Linked DNA regions of Homo sapiens: region 2 is linked to region 1. The links are chromatin loops, found by intact Hi-C in ENCODE. Cell type or tissue: psoas muscle. All regions are shown on one strand. Each heading gives the region's core, and the rest is flanking DNA. Links, peaks and the distances in the headings are about the cores only.

Evidence for each region. A loop is a pair of places that touch in the nucleus more often than their neighbours do. Peaks named below come from ENCODE experiments on the same cell type or tissue, not always from the same donor. Only the 100,000 strongest peaks of a DNase experiment are listed, where the experiment ranks them.
Region 2: it touches region 1 in a loop (1.8-fold over the local background); 1 of 110 quality-filtered maps calls a loop at or near these places.

What each region holds. Positions count from the first base shown.
Region 1 is chr6:90,003,100-90,008,483 of GRCh38, reverse strand. All of the region lies in intron 6 of BACH2 (BACH transcriptional regulator 2), which reads left to right. Among named protein-coding and RNA genes, the nearest start is that of GJA10, 110 kb to the right of the region's middle. In psoas muscle, for the core only: no CTCF peak of the experiment used is centred there; a DNase peak (open chromatin) is centred at 3,233.
Region 2 is chr6:90,060,299-90,065,682 of GRCh38, reverse strand. The region is part of intron 5 of BACH2 (BACH transcriptional regulator 2); the gene reads left to right. Among named protein-coding and RNA genes, the nearest start is that of GJA10, 170 kb to the right of the region's middle. In psoas muscle, for the core only: no CTCF peak of the experiment used is centred there; no DNase peak of the experiment used is centred there; H3K27ac peaks cover 309 bases.

The sequences.
Region 1 (5,384 bases), core at 266-5,265:
AGTCACATGTTAGGTCTGTGGCATAGTCAGTTTCTATTTGATACACTTAAAGTCTCAGAGGCACAGAATGTGAATATCTTTCTTGAAGGGAACTGAACCTCACCTGTGGCTCAGTCACTTGTAGTTTCTAGTTCACTTACCCTTCAGGTTTTGAGTGGTTCAGCCTAAGTTTGGCACAGTCCTAGATGTGGGATCTGAATCATTGCTATGATTTCTGTCTTTCAGATGGTGTAAGGATCACTAGATTTCCCTTGAGAGTAAAAGATCGAAAGCATTCACAGCACCTTCTTTGCTTGGGGGAAAAATAAAAGCAACTAGTAATTTTCACCATTAATTCAGTAAGATTCTAAGAAGTGTAAACTTGCTTTTCTCACCGTTGTTGAAAACAGCCCACTCAGGTTTCTTAATCACATCAGTGAATACGGTTATTTTGGCACTTTGGGAACACTAGTAGCTGGACCTGGTCTGTCCAGAGATGACATTTAATTGGATGGTTTAAGTTGTAGGACCCCAAAAGATGGGCTTCACAATGGCAAACCATTAAATGGTCATCCTTTGAACCATATATACACTACCTCTTGGTTCATCATCCTGACTTCCGTCATTCCTATGGGACTAAGGATAATACTTTGTGTTCGGGCAGAATCATTCCCTGTGTACCACCAGCGCGGTGTGCATCTCTTGGGCCACCACCAACAGTTACACAAGCTTTGTACTTTGTAACTCCCAGGAGTACAACTCACATCCATAGTTTTTGCAAATAGATTCCCTAGAGTTGTGTGGTGTTTGACTAAGCAGCTCTTCACAGTGATCTTAGGAGAAACCAAAGACCCCATCACCCAGATATGATGCTGATGGTTACAACCAGTATTAAATCACAGAAGTCACAAACCAGACGCCTTCAGGGGCCTGGCAAATAATATAAATGAGTGAAGTAGGTTGTATATAGGACAGTAGGAAGTGATGGGGCAAGCACCTGCTCCACCAAAAGGCATCTAAATTCAACAAAAAACAAGAAGCCAGGTGCAGTAGAGTGCACCTGTAGCCCCAGCTACTCAGGAGGCTGACACAGGAGGATCCCTTGAGCCCAGCAGTTCGAGACAAGCCTGGGCAACATAGCAAGACCCCATCTTTAAAAAAATAATAACTTGGGAGGCCGAGGCGAGCAGATTATGAGGTCAGGAGTTTGAGGCCAGCCTGCCCAACATGGTGAAACCCCATCTCTACCAAAAATACAAAATATTAGCCAGGCATGGTGGTGTGTGCCTATAATCCCAGCTACTCAGGAGGTTGAGGCAGGAGAATGGCTTGAACCTGGGAGGCGGAGGTTGCAGTGAGCTGAGATCACGCCATTGCACTCCAGCCTGGGTGACAGGGCGAGACCCTGTCTCAAAAAAAATAATAATAATAATTAAAATTTTAAAACACTATTTGTGTTTGTCTATTTGATAGACAAACAAGATATGGGTAGTGGAGGTTTCTTCAAATCCCAGACCCTTGTTAAGCAACATCTGCTATTACCCCTGCTGAGCAGGAAGGCAACCAGCTGATAAAAATGAGGACTGGGGCCAGGTGCAGCAGCTCACACCTGTCATCCTGGTACTTCAGGAGGCCAAAGCGGGAAGACCACTTGAGTTCAGGAGTTCAAGACTGTCTTGGGCAACATAGGGAGACCCCCATCTCTACAAAAGATTTAAAAATTAGCTAGAGGTGGTGGCACACACCTGTGGTCTCAGCTACTCAGGAGGCTGAGGAGGGAGGATTGCTTGAGCCCAGGAGATCGAGGCTGCAAGTGAGCCATGATCACACCAGTGCACTCCAGCCTGGGTGACAGAGTGAGAACGTGTCTCAAAAAAATAAATAAATAAATAAGGACTGCATAAGCACTAGCGTTTTCACATTCGTATCCTTGTTACATACTCAAAATAGAATGCTCCATTACCACTCCACATACCACTAGCAAGTAGGTAGCTAGAGAGATCCCAACACTAGAAGCAAAAGGACAGATCAGCTAAATGACATACTGGGGCTGGGATAAGGAGTGGGGACTGGGTACCAAGTAACGGGAAGGCCGAGGAATGGCAGCTGCACTGTAGCCAGGGGATCCTGAGCTGGCCTTTCCTTAACTGCGCTGTTGGGGACATACTTAACTAGCTGTCCTGCCATGAGGACTAGGTGAGATGATAAATACAAAAATTCTCAGCACAGCCCTTATCCTCTAGTAGGCATTTGACAAACGTAAGTCTCTTTTTAAAGGTGGAGTCTTGCTCTGTTGCCCAGGTTGGACTGGAACTCTTGAGCTCAAGGGATCCTCCTGCCTTGAATTATTTACCAAAAATACAATACCAAGGCAGTAAAGTGTAAAGGAAACTGGGATACAAATGTATATGACATAACCTTAAAGTTTCTTTTTAGATCAAATCCCTGATAATTGCTTATTTCCATGGCATTGGAAAAGGCATTTTAAATAAGAGGCACACTGTATAGACATCGCACAAAAATCTATTTGGCCTTTTAAGTGAGAATTTGCTGTGTGTTCTCATTTAAGTGAGAATTTGCTGTGTGTTGATTTTCTTTCTTCCTCCCCCTGTAAAATGATTATCATCCCTGCATCATCTACATCCTCGAAACCATTGAAACATTCTGGTTGCTCACGTATCTGAAATCTTCAGGTAGAACTAGATCCTTTTTTTCTTATGAAACGCAAATTCATACTTTCAGTAATCCAGCTCTAAGTATCTTGTTGATGGAACATGCAAGCCAGCCCCAGTGGCATTTTCTTTTGAGGCTCTGTCATTGTTTCTGAGGCCTCCTTTGAAGAGCCCTCCCCCTCTGCTCAGGGCACCTGCCTGTGGACCCACGTGCTGGGCATTGTTTTCCTGACTTGCTGTGTGCACACTGAAATGTCCCTGCAGGCTCAATGGTAATTGTCACACTTAGCTCAGTGAGTGATTTCATAAAATTTGAATTAAGTGGTAAATAAGCAGACATTCTAAATACTACCTTAGAAAGTAGCTTTCTGGAACTAATCGGCATTTGGTTCATAGGATATAAGAAAAACCATTAGATTAGCTCCTTGGAAATCTTTAAACCTCATCATAATCCTATCGCCAAATTTGAATCAACTTCTGGCCCTGCCCTCCTCTTAGTCACATTTGACCCATCTACACTCCCTTGGCAGCCAACCGCTGTGCTCCTCAAGGGGGCCAGCACAGCCAGGCCTGAGAGTTCCTCCTAGGAGCCTGAAACTTCCGAACACAAACTGCCACTCCTCCCCCCAACTCCCCATCCACCTTAGGCCAAACCCAGATCTGCCGTCCAGCGACTGTCCAGTTGTGCAATTCCACCCCCAAATCCCAATTCCTGATGAGCCACGCCATTACCAGCACATTAGAGCCACTCACAGAGCCCAGCATAGTCTCTAAACTGAAAGACAGACAAAAATAGAGGGAGGCCTCCTTCTAGAAATCAAGGAATAATTGAATTATCTTGCGTTTTTAAAAAAAAACAAATGGCAATCCCTAGGATTTCTAGGACTTGAGTGTTTGTTCCCCACTGAAAAACACACCCAGGTAATTGTGTCAGCAAATAGTAGGAGATAAGCCACTGTACTTAGTACTTTCATTACATAATAAAGCAGATCATTCAATTTTATAATGAGTAAGTATATGTTTTGCTAAGAGATGAAGAGAAAGTAGTTGATGTGCTAAGCATTGCAGGGCCGTTCTTCCACTGCTCATTAGTATGACACCTCCTTAGCTATAGTCATGGAGGCCATTTCGGGCTGGATGCCAGCCATGACGGAAGTAGCATCACAACTATGAAGTTCAGTCTTATGGCGTGTCAAGTTCAGAGGACAGGGAGGGGATGTGCTTCCTTAGAAGATGCTCAGCCCACAGTGGGTTTGCACATCAACACTATTCTTACGTGGCTGCCTGGCTCCTTGACAGAATGCTAGGGGAAAAGTGGCTGTTAAAAGGTTACTGCCAAGGTCTCACCACCTTTCTCTGGCTTGCTTCCTGTGTCCTTGTACCCTCTAGAGAAGGGGACGGGTTCATGCAGGGAACAGCTACAGGCTGGGGGTGAGTATGGCCCCTGCAGGTAGACCTTATGTTTTCCTCGGTATAAATAGATTTCAGGTTTGTGCTCGCTTGTGCTCACTATCTTTTGCTTTCTCTCTCTCACTCAACATTTTGGGGCAAATCTCACTTTTCAGTGCTATACAGGAAAGAAAGCTGACCCAGAAGGATTCTAAAGAAAAGGCATTTGTTGTTAAGTCTTAACCACAGGCTGCAATAAAGAACATTCCTGCAGCAGTACTGCCAAGCACAGATGCCAACAAGGAAATTATGGAATCTTCTTGTCTGGAAGTTTTTAGAGGATATGAAAGCTGTTAATGTCTCTGGGATGGTTTAGGTTCAGTCTTAAGGAAGCAATAAGACAGTCATGATTATCTTTGGGCAACCCTTTCAGTATGTAATAGTACAGAAAGTAGTTAACGCCACAGCACAGGGTGACAACAGCATTCTGAGCCTGAGGGTGAGGACAAGGGAAGGTGGAGTTTTGGTGGGAAACAGGGGTGAAGTCTTTGGGAAGTGGCATGACCAGGATGAGAAGGGCAAAACACTCACTTAGCCCAGAGCACAGAGCCTGCCCTTTGGCCTCACCCCATTCACCTAAACAAAACTCTGAAGAAGACACCACCACTCTTTACCTGAAAAAGAGTAATGGGCAGATTTTTTTAAACTAGGATCATCAGCCTTGAGGGGCTGGGAAAACCACACTCTGCACCTTGGTATCACTGCATGTGAGGTCTTCAGCAAACTAGTCTTCCTCTCTGGGCTTCTGTTTCCTCACTCATTTATTTATTCATTCAACAAATATTTGTCAAGACCCTGCTATGTAACCAGGAGACATCATTCTAGGTGCTAGGCGAACCTAGCTCACATTCCAGTGGGGAGGAGGAGGAAAAAGAGGAAATTAATCAGTGTTAAATATACTTTGTTAGATGCCATTGAGGAAAATAAAACAGAGAAGGGAGTTAGGATACAAGTATTACAATTTTAAGAAGAGTGATCAAGAAAAGCCTGTTCAAGGGGGTGACTTTTGAAGAGAGACCTGGAGCAGGTGAGGGAGCTGGCTGTGCTGATGTCTAGGGAAAGGGTGAGCCAGACAGGAGGAATCACAAGGAGGCTGTGGTGGGCAGGGCGTGTTTGCCACCCAGGAGCAGAGTGAGCCAAGGCAGGGTGGGGAGAGGTGAGTCAGAGAGGTGATGGTCCAGACTGTGCACCTCACTGAGCGATTGGTCTTTTTTTGGAACGAGCTGGCCACTGGAGAGTTTCACAGGTCATTTTGAGTGCCACGTGAAAATAAATTGAAAGAGG
Region 2 (5,384 bases), core at 317-5,316, 57 kb before region 1:
CTGTGAGTTGGCTGGGCAGTTCTTCTAGTTTGGACTGGCTCGACTGGGGCTGAATAATCTGGGATAGAGGTAGGCGAACCATAGCCCACAGGCCTGCCACCTGTTTTTATAAATAGGGTTTTATTGGAACACAGCCACTCCCATATCGTCTATGGCTGCTTCTGCACTACAACAGCAGAGCTGAGTATTTGGAATGGAGATGATCATATGGCCCACAGGCCTAAAGTATTTCCTGCTGGTCCTTTAAGAAAAAGGTTGTTACCCCCCATTCTAGGATGGTTGGTCTGGGGAGGCCTCCCCTGGGATGACTCATCTCTGTTCCACATGTTCTCTCATCCTCCAGGAGGCTAGCCTGGAATTCTTTATATGATGCCCTCAGGGGTAAAAAAAAAAAAAAAAAAAAAAAAAAAAAGTGGGGGCGGCAGGGGGTGGGGTGGCAGCAGGACCTACTGCTTTACACCAAACTGCCTGCTGGACATGCCTCAAGGATTTCATATTCAACCTGTCCAGACTGGAACTCGTTAGTTTATCAATGTATAGGCTTTTTTTTTTTTCTCCAAGTTTCTGCTTACCTTACGTTTTCTGTTATGCCTTTGGTAAAAGCAAGTCCTATGGCTAAGCCCCGAGTCAGCTTTGGAGGGACCACCCAAGACTCTGTAAGGAAGGAATTCTTGCAGCCATTTGAAAAACAGTCCACCACATCAGCCCATTCTTCCCGACCCCAGTGTCCAGCATCAAGCACGTGATAGGTACATGCTTGCTGAATTGAATTAAAAATATAAATGGAATTTTTGGAGGAAGGGAGTATATTAAATAGTTATTGTGTAAGTACCATGTACCAGGTGCTGGGATACAATGATGTACAAAGCATGCAGTTCCCATCCTCAAGGAGCACACAGTCAAACATCAATTCAGTGCATCCTTTCTATCCATTTGTGGAATGGGCTTTCTCTCTAGGATTCTCATTAAGGATCTTTAGCGTTTAACTATGGCTCTACCATCCATTTGTTATTTCCTGTCTACCCCTACTACCCACTTATTAGCTGGACTTTTCAAGCCTGCACAAGGCCTGCTTTAGGATGCCCCTGCTTCCAGCCTCTTCTTAACTGGTCCCCCTGTACAGGCTCCTAATGCCCCACTTTCATCAGGCTGCTCCTTGCTCAGGAGCCTAACCCATTCACCAAATTGAGCCCAGATCTCTAATATCCTAGAGCAAGCAGCCCATCATGGTCCCCATGCTCCTTCTTGTCTGGACCGCTTCTTGTCTGGACCATATTCCTCAGAATATTTGCTGTGCATCCTATGTCCATGCCTCACTTGTCCTTTCTGCGTAGGGTATCTCCCCTTCCCATATGTGCCTGTTGAGATACTACGCATCTGTCAAGGCCAGGCCAGGTGCCACCCCCTCCATGCTGCTTCCTTGGTTGACCCTACTGAAAGTTATTTCCTCTTCTGCATTCACAAGGTGCCAAGTTGTGAATGCTACTCAAATGGCACATATCACATTCTGTTTAGCATTTGAGTTATCCTGAGTCATCCACTTCGTGCATTGCACTCTTCTGGAGATTAAGGACCCAATCTTATTCATTTTCATTTTCTTCTGAATGCCTTGCATAAGGGAGACTTTTGGTAAAATTTCGTTTTATGAATAAATAACTGATATTTGCATAGCACTTTTGCCATTTCCCAACTCTTTCATTTGCCATATTTCTAAGAGGCCATTGGTTTAAATATATTATGTACCACCAAGAAAGAAAGAGTTAATTAAAATATAAGCCACCAACTATAAGATATATCCTTATTTCTGAAATATCATTAGATGAAAAAATGTACAGACTGGAATCTGTGACATACAGAATATTAAATCCAGTTCAGATATCTATCGGTATCCAATTAGACATTTATAAAACACCTAAATATGCCAGGCATTAGAATCTCACAACAGCCATATGAAAGAGGTAGGGTGGGTAGTAGTATTCCCATTTTACAGAGGAAAAAATTGAAGTTCAAAAGGGCTCCAATGCTTGTTCAGAGTGAAACAAATATAAGTAAAAGAGCCAAAGCTTATGGCATTAATCTTATGGTTAAAACAAAGCTGCCTTCCTAAAATCACCTGTGGGTATCAAAACCTGTAAGTCACCTCTAAGTCTTATTATCAGTGTGCACCTTTTTCTTTCTTTTTATAGCACTACCTACCCAAAATTATATGCACATCATTTGGCCTTTCAATTTGTTTTTTCCAGCTGTATTGTTTTGTCATGTTTACCCCAAGAACATCCTGTTACTTGGCATAACATAATGTAATGTGATGTGATATTTCATGCTTCTTAGGAAAAATTAGAATGATTGTTGGATGCTTAGATTTTTCTTGGGAAGTAATTAGCAGGCAGAATCTCTGTCACACACACACCCCCATAGGAGTTTCTCAACCATCATTAGCCTCAAAATAGTAGAAGGCTTTCCAAACCCAACACTTCACTTAATTAATTACCTCATCTGAATACTTGCTTTTGGATTTTAAGAAATACTTTGTGGAATATGCAGTTGAGAGACAAAACATTTTATTGGTATATTCAGATATTTGTTACATTTTAGAAGGAATTGGTATGTGCACATTTTGACTTTTACATAAAGCTCAAGCTGATTTTAAAGAATAGGTACACTAAAAACTCTTTTCCCTATACATCTGGTTGTATTTTCATTTTATTCAAATTGCCAGGTAAAAGAAGAAAAACGCAAGTGGAAGAGACTTCTCAGATCAGCAGGAACTGGAATGTGTTCAAGTCTTGGCAGAGCCAGGTCAGCCTTTCATCTGTCTAAAGGAGACGTGTTGAAATACCCACACTGCTCTCAGGATTATTCAGACTTTGTTTGAGTAGTTTGTCAATTGCTGGTCACTACACTTTAGGGAAAAAAAAAAAACAGTTGGAGAGAAGGGAAAGAGGCAAGATTAGCCAAATGATACAAGATAAGATCTGTAAAGGAAAATCAAGAGAAAGAGGTTGTTTGGCTTAGAGAAGAAAAAGTAAAGTTAATTTCTAATTTCAAATACATAAAGGTCTTTGGGTGAAGAAAATTACAGTTCAGCTGTATCCTATGACCATTAATCACAAAACAAGAGGAAATTGCTATTTGTGCTAAATACGTGGCATTGTGACAGCATCCTAGAAGTAATTCCCAAGGGATAGTGAGGTGTCCATTCTAAGACCTTTAGGATTCAGTTGCCTAAAGTGGATACGAGACCAAACTAGAAGTCCTCTAAGACCTCTTTAGCTGTATATTGAGTTAATCACCTACTTTTATAACTACCCAAACAACTTTCAGATCATAATTATCAGATATATTCTTTAGCTTCTACCACTAGCCGTTGTGACATGGGTAAATTTGAAGCTAGGGTGGAGTAGACCTCATGAGAACTTGGCAAATAAAGATTACTCAGCTCCCAAGTCCTTATGTAATATAGGTGTCCTAGCCCTTCTGTCTTGTAGGTCATATGATGGCTCACGCCACACACATGTTCCACGTCACCTCTTAAAGACTTGTGGGTGCTTAATCTTTGAAGAGTATTTTCCCTGAAAATATTCCCTTTCTTTCCTGCATGATCAGTTTCTCCCTTTGTACTAAATCTTTCCCATTGGCATATAAAATCTTTAATACTGCCCCAGGAAAAAACTTCTTGTGTCACATTCTCCTTTAGCTTCTACTCCACTTTACTGCTCCCTTTCACACAAAACACTTCGAACTTCTTGTCTATAGGTATTATCTAGACTCATCTCCTGTTATCCTTGACACACTCCATTAAAGTCTCTGACACCACTGCTTCACCAGAACTGTTCAGATCAAAGCTACCAATGACCACCTTGTTGCCGCATCTTCCTCAGCTTCTCAATAGCTTCCAGCACAGTCAATCACTCCCTTCTTCCTGGAACCCACTTTTCTCTGAGCCTCCATGACAGCTCCTCTCGTGGATTTTTTTTTCCTTCTCAATCACCACTGCTGTCTCCTCCTCTGTTAGTTTCTGAATTGGTGTGCCCTGAGGCTCAGTCTGTCCCTATGTTTTCTCTCTGCACTCTCACTTGTTATCTCCTCTGCTCCCAAACCTTTATGGCAGCAACTCCCCAATTTATATCTTCAGCCCAGCTCTCTCCCCTAAATATCAGACTTAGATACCCAACAGGGTACTTGACATGTCCACTTGGATGTTTGATAATCATTTCAAACTTAACATATTCAAAACAGAACTCTTAATTTCTACCCACGCCCTAACCTACACAAACACTGGAAACTGTCCATCTCCCAATTATTCTTATCTCAATAAATGAAATGACACCACCAGCCATCAACCAGGGATCCTGTACCTCACCTTCCACATCCAAACTATCAAAAGCTCCTCCTGTTTTATGCCCAATCAGATATCGAGTCATTTCACCTCTTTCTGTCTCCTCTGCTACTTCTCTCAGACATGTTGCTTCAATTTCTCACCTGAACTACTACATTAGCCTCCTACCTGGCTCTGCTTTCATTCCTGCCTCCCTGCAGTTCATTCTTACAGAGAATCTAGAAAAAGCTCTTCAAAAGCAACAATCAGATGTCACTCTCCTACTTTCTAAAAACTTTTAAAGAGGACCTCTTCTTCTGCCAGTATAACAGACTTTGTACTCCAAAGGATATCTCTGTTGCATTTTAGAACTCCTAGGAAGTAATGAAAATATCTAAGAAAAAAAATACAAGTAGCTAAGTGCATATATGTCAACAGTAAACAAGCCAGAAAAGGCAGAATTGGCCATCCCTTGTGTTTGTGTGTGACGGTCATGTGGGGGTGCAAATGGGGACCGTACTGCAACTCCCAGTTTAAGCCTGGGATTCTAGAAGGGAGATAAAATAGCCCAGGTTGGTAGTACCACTAAATTCCAGATAAAGCAAATGTAATTTAGGCTTCTAGTTTTTTTTCACAGATTGGGATCTTGAGCTTTCAAAAAAGATTATCAAACAAGGAAACAAACCACCGTGAGTGAAAATCAGCAAAACTAGCGTTAATATATTAATTACTCCTTCCCCACCAAGGGCTTTAGATGTTTGAAGTATCAGATAAGAAGAAACTAGACTACCTTATATAAAGAAAAATTAACTTAAATATAGACTACAAAAATGGTGAATGGTGAACAACAATGGTCTCTCACAATCACCAGGCACTTCTGAAAAAGAGCTAAAGAAAACCTTCAGTAATAAAAAAAAATTATCAAAAAATTTAGTGGATAAGCTTTTTTGTAATGGACTAATTAATGAACTGGAAAATAAAACTAAAATAGTTTCATGCAATGGAGCACAGACAAAGAGATGGAACTATAAGGAAGAGAGGTTAATAAGTTTGGAGGGCAGAATAA